2 separate regions of the Homo sapiens genome follow, and region 2 is linked to region 1. The links are chromatin contacts, found by Hi-C or POLR2A ChIA-PET in ENCODE. All regions are on one chromosome and are shown on one strand. Each heading gives the region's core, a stretch centred on a gene start or an enhancer-like site at or near the end of the contact. The rest is flanking DNA. Distances are from core to core; before and after follow the strand shown. Region 1 overlaps ASCC2 (activating signal cointegrator 1 complex subunit 2). Region 2 has its middle 17 kb from the start of ASCC2.

Evidence for each region. Hi-C counts contacts between places; a loop is a spot of excess contacts on that map. ChIA-PET counts read pairs that join two places held with the same protein, here RNA polymerase II (POLR2A). Pooled maps may share reads with other maps.
Region 2: a map of sciatic nerve shows a loop between it and region 1 (21-fold over the local background). The contact joins two enhancer-like sites. A Hi-C loop is called at or near these places in 2 of 168 maps with a recorded cell type or tissue (endothelial cell of hepatic sinusoid and sciatic nerve) and 1 of 50 pooled maps. POLR2A ChIA-PET finds 5 or more read pairs at or near these places in 5 of 52 experiments (GM12878, HEK293, MCF 10A and 2 more).

What each region holds. Positions count from the first base shown.
Region 1 is chr22:29,810,283-29,816,976 of GRCh38, forward strand. ASCC2 (activating signal cointegrator 1 complex subunit 2) reads right to left here. Exons shown (of 20, transcript NM_032204.5): 6 at 5,724-5,791; 7 at 4,375-4,485; 8 at 3,148-3,260. Among named protein-coding and RNA genes, the nearest start is that of ASCC2, 25 kb to the right of the region's middle. Within about 2 kb of position 3,874, at least 7 of the 41 ENCODE cell types and tissues checked have a DNase peak (open chromatin) inside an H3K27ac peak, as active enhancers do.
Region 2 is chr22:29,851,821-29,858,514 of GRCh38, forward strand. No RefSeq gene overlaps it. Among named protein-coding and RNA genes, the nearest start is that of ASCC2, 17 kb to the left of the region's middle. Within about 2 kb of position 4,096, at least 8 of the 41 ENCODE cell types and tissues checked have a DNase peak (open chromatin) inside an H3K27ac peak, as active enhancers do.

The DNA.
Region 1 (6,694 bases), core at 2,624-5,123:
TCTTTTCTGTGGTATAATTCTTCCCCCAAACATCTTAAGCTTCCCAAAGCCGGAACTGCAGCTTAAGTGTCTAGGTTGGTGCTGAATTTGGAGCAAGTCCTCTGTAAACACATGCCTGTCAGTTGGCTGGTTTCTGGCAATGTCTATCCTACTACAATGCTATATGTAACAAAGGGTAACTAGGCCAAAAGAGGCAGGCCCTACTAGGCCCACAGGATAGTCCAGAAAAATGACAGAGAGGGCAGTTTGGCCTAAACAGGTTCAGCTGTTGCCAGGATATGTTGCTGGTGGGAGAGTAAATTGGAACAACCCCTATGGAGGGCGATTTGGCAAGATCTATGGAAATTAAAAATGTACATACCATCTGTCCTTGCTAGTCTACTTCTAGGAATTATTCCTCAGATATACTCACAGAGGTACCAAATAATGTGTGTGCAAAGTTATTCTTTGTAATTTTTTTTTTTTTTTGAGACAGTCTCGCTCTGTTGCCCAGGCTGGAGGGCAGTGGTGCAATCCCTGCTCACTGCAACCTCCGCCTCCCGGTTTCAAGCAATTCTCCCACCTCAGCCTCCCGAATAGCTGGAATTACAGGTGCGTGCCACCACATCCAGCTAATTTTTGTATTTTTAGTAGAGGTGGGGTTTCACCATGTTGGCCAGGCTGGTCTCGAACTCCTGACCCCAAGTGGTCTGCCTGCCTTGGCCTCCCAAAGTGCTGGAATTACAGCCATGAGCCACTGCGCCTGGCCTCTGTAGTATTTTTTTGTATAGCAAACAACTGAAAAAAACCTAAAGGACCATCTATGGGATCTGGTATTCCATACAGTGGAATTCTACCCGGCCATACCAAAGACATTAGAGAAAGGGTGCTTAATGCACTGATGTGGCACCACTGTTAAGTAAAAAAGTAAAATGCAAACAGTAAATACTCATAATATGCCAGCCTTAAATTTTTTAAAAGGAGGGAGACATATAATGTGCACAGTTGCTCATATGTGCATATATTCTTGCATATCTCTGGAAAATTCCACCAAAAAAACCTAATGATGGCTGTATGTGAATAATAGAACTGGGAAAGTAGAAAGGGGGACTTTCCAGTGTGTATTTTATACTTTTTGAGTTTTGAACCATGTGAATGTGTTATTTATTCATAAAAGTATATCTACTCAGCTATACTTGAATAGATGGGAAAGGAAGGAGGAAAAAGGTTATTTTGAGAGGGATTATCAACAAAGCTGATTGGGCAACTGTAACCACTTTCAGAGAGGCCTGGAGAACTGAGGTGGCTGTATTTGCTCAGCAGGGCGTTCCTGGCCTCCAGCACAGTTGGAGGCTGGGTCAGCCCCAGGGTGTTCGTGGGTCAAAGGCAGTGTTGCCTTTAGTCAAAAGTGTTTCCCTTTCTTCCTCCTCACCCTGAGATGGGTATAGCTTCTCCCCTGCCTCTGCTGTCCCTTGCAGTAAAGTCAGCTCTTCCAAAACTTATCCCTTCCCCATCTCCAAAGAGCCTTTCAAAAGCAATCTGTGCCACATTTGGGGAAACACTTTAACAAAATGGGAAAATGCCTATGATAAGCGAAAATATGCAAGGTACGAAATTCTAAGAATAGTATGATTTCTTATGGTGATTTTAATTTCCTACTTTTCTGGATTTTCCAAATGTTCTACAAGCACATGCTGCTTTTATCATGAGAAAAGATACCTTTTTAAAAAAGTGGACAGCTACATACCCCTCTCTTCTGGGGAAAATGCCAGGCAGCAGGTTATCCTAACATTCTCTGGGAGGCTCAATAACCCTAATGTCTGATTTTTATAAGCTGAGGCGACCAGGGAGGGGTCACAGCACCAGCTGCCATCTCTGGCACATGTAAGGACTAAATAAATGTTTTGTTAAATGGGTGAGTAAATGACAGAATGGACAGGCAGCTGAATGGATGGAGTTGGGCAGCTCCCAGAAGCTGCTACAAATGGTGGGGAGAAACGTCTTGCTAGAGTGACAATCAGAGGCCACTAGGAAGAGGCCTGTGCCCACAACTGCCAGGCAATACGCAGGTTGCCAACCCTTTCACCCTGGCCTGGAATGCCCACACCCACCCCTTTCTTACTGCACAAGCAACAGATACTCTTGGTGCTAAGAGGGCAAAGTGGGTCTGCCTCCCTGGCTCATATTCTCTTTCATATCTGTCTCCCTCCCACCAGGATCTTTCTAACAGCTCCTTTGGATAAAAGCCTCCAGGGGCTCCCCACTGCCTACAGCATAAAGGCCCTGCCAGCACATCCCAGGCTCCCCACGATCTGACTTCTACTGACTTACCCAAAGTGGGCTCTTGTTACTGGCTTGTTTTCCTGCTGTTCTGTGTGTCCCCACCCTCTGCCTCATGTCACACTTCACTCCCCAGCTCTCTCTCTGGGCCTCTGCATGCTTCACTTCACCTGCCTAGGATGCCCTTCCTGCTATGGGAACTTTTCTTTGTCTGGAAGATACCTGTTCCTTCAAGACATCCTTCAAGGGTGATCTCACAGCTCCATGTTGGAGCACTCCTGTTGTTTCCTAGTGTGTGTTCCCCCCAGGCTACTCTATTGAACTGAAACTATTCTTGGTTGTGCGTTTTTTTTTTTTTTAGATGGAGTCTTGCTCTGTCACCCAGGGTGGAGTGCAGTGGCGCGATCTCAGCTCACTGCAACCTCCGCCACCTGGGTTCAAGTGATTCTCCTGTTTCAGCCTCCTCAGTAGCTGGGAATACAGGTGCATGCTGCCATGCCCAGTAATTTTTGTATTTTTAGTAGAGATGGGGTGTCACCATATTGGTCAGGCTGGTCTTGAACTCCTGACCTCAGGTGATCCACCCGCCTCGGCCTCCCAAAGTGCTAGGATGACAGGCATGAGCCAACGCGCCCAGCCCATTGTATGTGTGTGTGTATTTTTTTTCCCTGCCCTATCCTGGTCTTGGCCAAAAACAGGAGTGCTTCTAAAATGCAGGCGCCACACAAGCAGGAGGCTTATCTGTCGTTTTCACTGCTGCATCCCCAGGCTGGAAGAGGGACTGGTACATTCTAAGCACCCAGTAAATATTTGTTAAATGAGTAAATATTTGTTAAATTAGTACATAAGCCAGTATCTCTATTTCAACAGCCAGAACTACCGCCTTACCTGTAACAAAAGTCGTGCTTCTGGAAGGTCTGGCAAGCCAAAGGGAAGATATCCAGAAAGGCCCAAAGTGTGGTGCAGGTATCACAAAGGTAGAGAACAATGTCCTTTAATTCCTGTTGCCAAAAGAATACACTGCATTATTCTCCTCTGTCCACACATACAGATCTGCAGAGCACCTGAGACAACATTAAAACAGTCAGGGTCCCAAACAGGCAGGATGTTACACAGGAGGAAAAGAACACTGGAGGTCCCAGGCAAAGTCTGGCTAGTCCATCTTCAGGAGCACGATCTGGGTGAGTCACCTAACCTCTCTAAGCCTCAGGTCATTACTCCAATGGCCTTACACCCAATCACCGCTAGGGTTACTTCCAGTTCTAAGATAATACAGTTCCCTCTTCTAAGCTAAAGGAAAACCAACTCTTGAATCTGAAGACATCATGCAAAGAAGGAACATCCGAGGCAGGACAAGAATATTAAGTCCATAGGTTTTTCACATCTTGAAGAGGGTATACAAAACACTTTCTTCTAAGTTTCTTACACACTTTCCTGGTTCTCATGACAACTCTGAAAAGTAGGCTGGGAAGCTATTGAGGATCTTTATTTTACAGAAAAGGAAACCGAGGTTCCGAGAGGTAAAATGATTTGCTCCCACAGCACCTGCCACGTGCCCTTCTGAAATGAGATCACCATCTCCAGGAGGACAGCTCATAGCTGCCTTGTTCCTGTTCTATCTCCAGGGCTAGGGCAGCACCTGACACATGTTGAGGCTTCCTGAATGTTTGCCTTCTATCTGTCACCCTTGTCAACTCTAAATTCCATGAGCGCAGGGGCCAGTCTGCTTTTGTTTACTGCTTTGCCTCCAGGCATAGCACAGGGTCTGGCACATGCTCAGGACTCCTCAATATAAGTCCACTGAATAAATGGCTCAATGAATAACGCACAAGTGAACATGTCAAACTGAAATAAATGAGGACTCTGAATCCTTATTCCCCAGTTCTTTCCACTACTCTATAAATGAAGCTCCCAGAGAGAAATCCAAGCCAGCTGAAAATGCTCTAAACCTGTGTGATGGGACATAATAGTTGCTCACTGTGCTGGAGGAAGGGGCCCTGGGCAGGGAAGAGGCCACTGGGTCCTCTACTGGGGCAATCTTCCCAGCCTCTGGGTAGCTAGGCCCTGGTTGGAGGGACCCGGCAGGAAAGAGACTGGGCCGAAGGGCAACCTTACCAGGAGAGGCATGTCACTGGGGGTCAATCGGCCCCTCTCCTCAAGCTTCTGGGGTGTGGTATTGGCCCCGTCCCCTTGCAAACCACAGTGCTGGAGGATATTGCTGAAGACCTGTGAAAGACAAGAACGGGCTCTCTCACATCATACTGAACCAGGGCTAGGACCCCTGGCAGCAGCCAGGGTCAGGTGATCTGAAAACTGCCTTGGAGTTTCTAGAATATTTACCCATGTTTCCAGGATATAAGCTGAGACAATTACCTTCTCCAAGAGTGAGGTCAGAGTAAAAACTATGTAAGATGGGGATGATGGGAGCATCCTTCTTAAAGGAGGGCGAAGAGGATTAAAAAGACAACCTGGGGCCAGGTGTGGTGGCTCACTCCTGTATCCCCAAACTTTGGGAGGCCAAGGATAGGGGATCATTTGAGGCCGGAAGTTCAAGACCAGCCTGGGCAACATGGTGAGACCCCCATCTCCACAAAATTTTTTTTAAATTAGCTGGGCAAGATGGTGTGTACCTGTAATCCCAGCTACTTGAGAGGCTGAGGTGGGAGGATCAACTGAGCCCAGGAGTTCAAGGCTGCAGTGAGCTATGATTGTGCCACTGCACTCTAGCCTCGGTGACAGAGCAGGACCCTGTCTTAAAAAAAAAAGAAAAAAGAAAATCCTCCCAGAATCCTGTAGATATTATCTGACCGCATAGGCCAGGCAAGTATAATGAACATTTAAGATATACTTTAGCAATGTATAACAAATCTTTAGAACCCCTGTAGATGGCTATTTATGGAAACTACATTGAAAATAAGACAAATCAACAGTGAGAGGAAAACGGTCCATCGTAGGCACTGAACTGACTGTGCCATTTTAAGAAGGCTAGCATGTAAGGATTCCAAAACTTACTGTGAACAGTAGATATCTCTTGGTGGTGGGATTATGAGGGAATGATAATGTTCCTCTTTCATTTTTTATTTTCCGAATTTTCTACAATGAACATTATTTCATGAAATAATTTTGTAAAACTTTAAAGCTACTTTTTGAGAAACACTGGTCTCTTAGAGGGATATCCTTAGAGGCATATGGCTGTTGGCAAGCAACAAAAAATGCAAGCCAAACTCTGTCTGTATGAGCGCCAGCCAGCCAGCCCTTAGGCTTAAGTCTTGTTCAAAAGGGAAAACGGCAAATTTAAAGAGGTGTAGTCAGGGGTAAGACAAAGAGACTGTCTGGGGAGATGCGAGAGTCAGGGAATAAACATTTCCTCAGCTCCTCCAGGAAAGTCAGGCAACACCATTGAGTTGGGGAGGTGGCCTATCCTCCAAGCTCAACCTCCCCTGCGCAGGGCCAAGAGCTGGTACCTGAAGGATGGTAGGCAGGGTTTCATCCAGGTCACTGTAGTAACTTGGCTGCTGTGTAAAGATGTTTCCTAAAAAGAGAAGAGAAAGGTTGGAATTGAGAAAAGGTGGGGGCTCGGGGCAGTGAAGAGGACACATTACAAATGGTTGCCAGCAGGTCTGTGACCTTTCTCCCTTTTCCTAATCCTATCTGCAGCTAGGACCTAGGACGAGTCCTGGCCCCAGGCCCTGCTGGCACTGAGCTTTGGCCCAGCCTAGAAGCTTCCCCAGGGTGGGGGAGGGACCTTGCTCAGTATGATTTAACCTTTTAAGTACCTCTGCCTAGTGAATTACATAAAAGACCCGCCCTGGTCAAACCAGCTCACACTGATGTCCCCAGGGAGTGATCACACTTGGGTACCCTGCCTCCTATGACAGCTTTGGCTCTGCAAGTTGGAGTTAGTCATCCAGGAAAATTAGCAGATAGGATCTCTTTGCTCAAGAAACATGGATGCAATAATCCAGGACTCTCCAATAATATGAGGAGATTCCAGGGAGATATTTCTCCGGAAATTTCATACCTTTCACTTTTAGATATGCTAACCATACTAATCCATCCTACTCCAAGGTGAGAGGCCTGAGAAGGACTTGGAGATAGATTTACCACACACTTGCAATTGTTCCTATAAGATGAAGCTTGTCTCCAAGTGTTTACTATTCTCCAAGTGCTGCCGCTGTGAGTGCGTAGGTTCGAGCATATGGTAACTGGAACAGAAACCAAGTGTTCCAGCTGCCCAAATGGCGAGAGAGGGAGAGAGGGAGAGAGGGAGAGAGGGAGGGAGGGAGGGAGGGAAGATCACAGCTAGCTTGGGGACGTGACAATGTGAAATGCCAATGCCCTTAAGCAGCCAGGGTTCTTGGCCCCCTGTAATCCCAGCATCTAAGGCTGGCTGATGGTCAGGATGCTCTGAATTCTAGGTGTTCTCTGCCTTTGG
Region 2 (6,694 bases), core at 2,846-5,345, 42 kb after region 1:
TTTTTTTTTTTTTTAGAGATGAGATCTTACTATGTTGCCCAGGCTGGTCTCAAACTCCTGGGCTCAAGTGATCCTCCTGCCTCGGCCTCTCAAAGTGCTGGAATTACATTATAGGTGTGAGTTGCTGCACCCAGCCCCGTCTCCCTTTATTTTTTATTATTTTATTTTCTTTTAATTTTTATTTTATATATATATATTTTTTTTTTTTTTTTGACAGAGTCTGACTCTGTCACCCAGGCTGGGGTGCAATGGCATGATCTCGGCTCACTGCAACCTCTGCCTCCTGGGTTCAAGTGATTCTCCTGCCTCAGCCTCCTGAGTAGCTGGGATTACAGGCATGAGTCACTGCACCCGGCTATTTGGCTATTTATTTGTTTTTAATGGAGATGAAACTTTGCCAAGTTGCCAAGGCTGGTCTCTAATTCCTGAGCTCAAGCAACCTGCCCACATGGGCCTCCAAAAGTGCTGGGATTACAGGTGTGAGCTACTGCGGCTGGCCCATTATTTCATTTTTTTGAGACAGATTCTTGCTGTGTTACCCAGGCTAGACTGCAGTGGCACAATCACAGCTAACTGCAGTCTCAGCCTTCCAGGCTGAAGTGATCCTTGATGCTCAGCCTCCCAAACAGCCGGGACTACAGGAGTGTGCCACCACACCTGGCTAATTTTTTATTTTTATTTTTATTTTTATTTTTTGAGATGGAGTCTCACTCTGTCACCCAGGCTGGAGTGCAATGGCACAATCTCGGCTCACCGCAACCTCCATCTCCTGGGTTCAACCTGCCTCAGCCTCCCAAGTAGCTGGGATTACAGGCATGCACCACCACACATGGCTAATTTTTACATTTTTTAGTAGAGATGGAGTTTTGACATCTTGGCCAGGCTGGTCTTGAACTCCTGACCTTAGGTGATCCACCTGCCTCAGCCTCCCAAAGTGCTGGAATTACAGGCATGAGCCACAGCACCCAGTCCCCTCTCCCTTTAGAAGAAAACATAGACTGATTTTGTGATGCCAACCACTGCCATTGGCCCTTTGTCCTTGCTGCTGAATTATTCATCCTGCACAATGAATTATTAATTTCCAATTTTGGAGAGCAAATGCCAGGCAAATAGGTAGAAATGGAAATGGAACTGGGACCCTGGGCATGGAGCCACAGACATCCCTAGGTCCTCCAAAGCACAGGCCACCACGGCCAATAAATTATACAGGAATCCACAAGGGGCTCACCCTGAAATGCACTTGACAGAGGGTGAAGTAGGTACAAGATTATGGTGGCCCTGAAGTGGCTGGGCTCCATTACCCCTGGGCTCTCAGACCTCTCGCTTTCCTGAGCCTTAGCTGTAGCCACCCTTTGGCTGACTCTGGCATAGGGATGTATTGCATATTTAGAGTGGGCTCAAGCAGCATTCTGTGGAGTGACTTGGGTTTGAATCTGAGCCTACCATCCAAGTGACCCTGGATTTAATCAAGCAGGGTTTCTCAATGTCAGCTCTACTGACATTTTGGCCTGGATAATTCCTTGTTGTGGGAGACTGTTCCATGCATTATAGGATATTGAGTACCATTTCTGGCTTCTACTCACCAGGTGCCAGTACCACAGCTCCCTCCTTCCCCTTCCCCACCCCCAAGTTACAACAACCAAAAATGTCTGTAGACATTATCCAGTGTCCCTAGTCTCCTGGGTTGGGGGGAGGGGCACAACATTTCTTCTGCTTGAGAACTACTGGGTAAGTGCCATCAATTTTTTAAATATTTTTTTTTCTCATCTACTGAAGGGGGATCTGAATAGTAGTCACCAGTATGAGAAGGCAATCAAATGAGATCATGGATGTAAAGCCTCAGCTTATTCGGAGTGTCTCTACCCTGGGACTTTTCTTCTATTTATTTATTTTTTGAGACAGAGTCTCCGACTGTTACCCAGGCTGGAGTGCAGTGGCACGATCTTGGCTCACTTCAGCCCCCACCTCCTGGATTCAAGCAATTCTCCTACCCCAGCCTCCCAAGTAGCTGGGATTACAGGCATGTGCCACCATGCCGGGCTAATTTTTGTATTCTTAGTAGAGACGGGCTTTCACCATGTTGGCCAGGCTGGTCTCCAACTCTTACCTCAGGTGATCCACCTGCCTCGGCCTCCCAAAGTGCTGGGATTACAGGCATGAGCCACCGCATCCAGCCTGGGACCTTTCTATTACATGAACTAATGGTTCTCTTTTAGGTTTAAGTTCAGGCTTGGTTAGGTTTGCATTCAGCTTGCAGGTAGCAAAATATCCACCATAAATGGACTTAAACAGTGAAGGGGAACGATTGATTCACATAACTGGAGATCCAGAAGTAAGTCGAGCTTCGAGTTTGGCTGATGCAACAACTCACCTGTGTCCTCAGGCACTGGTTTTGTCTTTGTGCTCTGCCATATATAGTGAGGTGTTCTACTGAGACTGGTTCACCTTGGGGTCTTAAGATGCCCTCCAGCAGCAGCTGGCACCATGGGTTTCCTTCTTCCCATGAGCACAGAAAGAACACACGTGTTCCAGCATTCCAAGGCAGTCTTGAGAGTCAGGCTGGCTGGGCCACTTTGGTCACATGCTCACTCCAAAATTAGTGTCTTCATTCAGTGGAATGGATGTACTTAAACTGGTTAGTTTAAGCCTCTCAGGTCCTACCCATGGGATGGAATCGCATTCCCAAAATACATGGCTGTGTGAGTACTGAAATGAAGATCTAAGCACCTATGATCTAGGGACTGGTCCTGAACTCATCATTGTAGCTGGCAGGGAGGAACAGGCTGTGTTGATCGGCTGGACCTGGGACTTGAGCAACCCTTGGAGTTGGTGTCTTGGGAACGAGGAGAGGTTAGCCTCACCCAATCACAGGAACTGGAAGTGAGAGAGTGGTTTCCCAATCCCAAAATAGAGATGCTGTTCCCAGAAATGGAGGGAGGGATGCTGAACACATGTCTTAGTCCATTTTGTGTTGCTATAACAGAATACTGAGACTGATTTTGTTTGTTTGTTTTTTGTATTGTTTTCTGAGGTAGACTCTCGCTCTGTCACCAGGCTAGAGTGCAGTGGCGCAGTCGCAGCTCACTGCAACCTCTGCCTCCCAGGTTCAAGTGATTCTTCTGCCTCAGCCTCCCAAGTAGCTGGGACTACAAGTGCGCACCACAGCGCCCAGCTAATTTTTGTATTTTTAGTAGAGACAAGGTTTCACCATGTTGGCCAGGATGGTCTCGATCTCTTGACCTCATGATCTGCCCGCCTCGGTCTCCCAAAGTGCTGGGATTACAGGCGTGATCCACTGCACCAAGACAATTTTTTTTCTTTTTTTTTTTTTAAGACTGAGTTGCTCTGTTGCCCAGGCTGGAGTGGAGTCATGTGATCTTGGCTCACTGCAATCTCCGCCTCCCGGGTTCAAGTGATTCTCCTGCCTCAGCCTCCTGAGTAGCCGGGACTATAGGCATGTGCCACCACACTCGGCTAATTTTTGTATTTTTAGTAGAGACAGGGTTTCGCCATGTTGGCCAGGCTGGTCTTGAACTCCTGACCTCAGGTGATCTGCCTGCCTCAGCCTCCCAAAGTGCTGGGATTATAGGCGTGAGCCATCCTGCCCGGACTCAGACTCTACTTTTAGGGGAATCTAGGATAAGTCAAAGATTTTACCTGGTCTGAGATTTAGATTTGTCTATACACTTTTTAGACATGTGAGAAATAAGTATGTTTTGTGTTTTTAAATTGGCCTCCTGCCTGCTGATCAGGGGCTGTGCTCAGAGGATGCTGCACTAAGGGACTGAAAGTCAAGCTTCTGAATTTCCAGCGAGGTCCAGACCTTTCCTGGCAGGAGGCAGCAGCCCGCCAGCTGCTGTGCCTGGGGTGGGCAGGAGGGTGGCAGAAGCGTCCCAACATGAACCGTTGCCCAGAGAAGCTGTCAGGGGCTGACTGCAGGACTTGAGAACTTTATCAACATGTCACCAGCCAAAGAGAGAAGGCGGCTATGCCTCTAGCTGAGCTCCTGTGGTTCTGACCAATGTATCAGGCTACTACTGGTGTGTTCTCAACGCCACTCGGTCATCGAGTGTTTCATTGGGGTGGCTTGCCAGTGACAAGGCACAAAGCAGCTTTTGCAGAGATAGTAAGAGGAAGCTGGAGAATGGGCTGTCTCCTTGTCTCTAGTGGCCTTGCTGTTTCCCTACTGACTATAGACAGACATGTCATAATACGTCTCTGCTCCCCTGGGCTCTGTGCCCTCTGCCAATGCCCACTGATAATCCCTGACGCTGTTTGGATGAGTGCCTCATTTTCTCATCCCTCTGGCCCCTGCCCAGCCACCTACTGTGTCCTCCTCCTAATAGGGCCCTTGGCCACTTCCCCGGGCTGAAAGCTTGCTCCTTGTGGATTGCCAATGAGACCCGCAGGCCCAATACTTTTTGCCTTTGACAATCCTTTAGCTCCGTAACAGAAAATCAGCAGTGCCAGCAGGGCATGAAAACAGCCCAGTTTATACATATTTGTCAATATCTCAGTTTATGGTTAGGCATATCTGGGCAATTTGGAACAAAATAGAATGGTTACTGACGAGCCCCAGATTGATATTTTGTAATGGTTCTCCATGGCAGTTCAAGGAACTGTGTGGGGCATTTAAACCTCTTCAACTGTATCTTATCTTGTCCCATAAACACCCACCGTTGAGTCAACTGTGACTCCATGACCATCTCACCCCTCTAGCTCCCATGCCTGTATCCCAGCTGGTCCCACTGCAGGAGATGTTCTTCCTACTCCTGTTCCCCTTGTACCTGGTATACTTAGAATCATCTTTCAGGTCTCAGCTGAGTGCCATGTCCTCTAGGAAGCCCTTCTGACTTTCTCAAACTGAGTAAGGTTCCTCCTGTAAGTTCCCAAGTTGCCTAAAATAAACCTTAGCACATTGCCTTGTACTCGTCTATTGATGTGTTTGTCCCTCGCAGCAGGTGATAAATTCCTAGACATTCAAGTACTATGTCTAGTTCACCAATCATGTCCTCAGGGCCAAGGCTTGTGTCTGGCACAGAGAAGGTGCTCAGTATTTGTTGAATAAATATTAGCTGGCTTCAAAGTGTCTAATAATTTGAATTGAGGGTACATTGGGAGTTAATGAAATCTCAGGTTTTATATTATATATAAAAGTGAAAGCCACGTCTATAATTCCAGCTGCTTGGTAGACCAAGATGGGAGGACATCTTGAGGCCAGGAGTTTGAGGCTGCAGTGTACTATGATCACACCTGTGAACAGCAATTGCACTCCAGCCTGGGCAACATAGTGAGACCCCATCTCTAAAAAAATAAAAAATGGAAAAATAATTAGTTCATGTGTTACGGTATGTTAATATGGTATGTTAATATTATTATGTTAATACATCAAATATATACTTACATACACAAATATTTTAGACTCACATAACCACAAATTTAAAAAGACTGTATTATTAAAAATGGAAAGAAAATAAATATGCAACAATCTAACAATATAAGCATTGTTTATTTTCCTCCAGCCATATATTTTCCCAAGTGGCAGCATATGTTCTTTCTACCCTCTTACTTTTTTTTTTTGAGACAGTCTCGCTCTGTTGCCCAAGCTGGAGTGCAGTGGCGCGATCTCAGCTCACTGCAACCTCCGCCTCCTGGGTTCAAGTGATTCTCCTGCCTCAGCCTCCCGAGTAGCTGGGACTACAGGCGCACGCCACCACGCCCAGCTAATATTTTTATTTTTATTTTTATTTTTATTTTTATTTTTTTTCCCCAAGGCAGAAGAATTTTTCTTAGTACAGAACAAAATGAAAAGTCTCCCATGTCTACTTCTTTCTACACAGACACGGCAACCATCCGATTTCTCAATCTTTTCCCCACCTTTCCCCCCTTTCTATTCCACAAAACCGCCATTGTCATCATGGCCCGTTCTCAATGAGCTGTTGGGTACACCTCCCAGACGGGGTGGTGGCCGGGCAGAGGGGCTCCTCACTTCCCAGTAGGGGCGGCCGGGCAGAGGCGCCCCTCATCTCCCGGACAGGGCGGCTGGCCGGGCGGGGGGCTGACTCCCCCACCTCCCTCCCGGACGGGGCGGCTGGCCGGGCGGGGGGCTGACTTCCCCACCTCCCTCCCGGACGGGGCGGCTGGCCGGGCGGGGGGCTGACTCCCCCACCTCCCTCCCGGACGGGGTGGCTGGCCGGGCAGAGGGGCTCCTCACTTCCCAGTAGGGGCGGCCGGGCAGAGGCGCCCCTCACCTCCCGGAAGGGGTGGCTGGCCGGGTCGGGGGCTGACCCCCCACCTCCCTCCCGGACGGGGCGGCTGGCCTGGCGGGGGCTGACCCCCACCTCCCTTCCGGATGGGGTGGCTGCCGGGCGGAGACGCTCCTCACTTCCCAGACGGGATGGCAGCCGGGCGGAGGGGCTCCTCACTTCTCAGATGGGGCGGTTGCCAGGCGGAGGGTCTCCTCACTTCTCAGACGGGGCGGCCGGGCAGAGACGCTCCTCACCTCCCAGACGGGGCGGTGGGGCAGAGGCGCTCCCCACATCTCAGACGATGGGCGGCCGGGCAGAGACGCTCCTCACTTCCTAGATGGGATGGTGGCCGGGAAGAGGCGCTCCTCACTTCCTAGGTGGGATGGCGGCCGGGCAGAGACGCTCCTCACTTTCCAGACTGGGCAGCCAGGCAGAGGGGCTCCTCA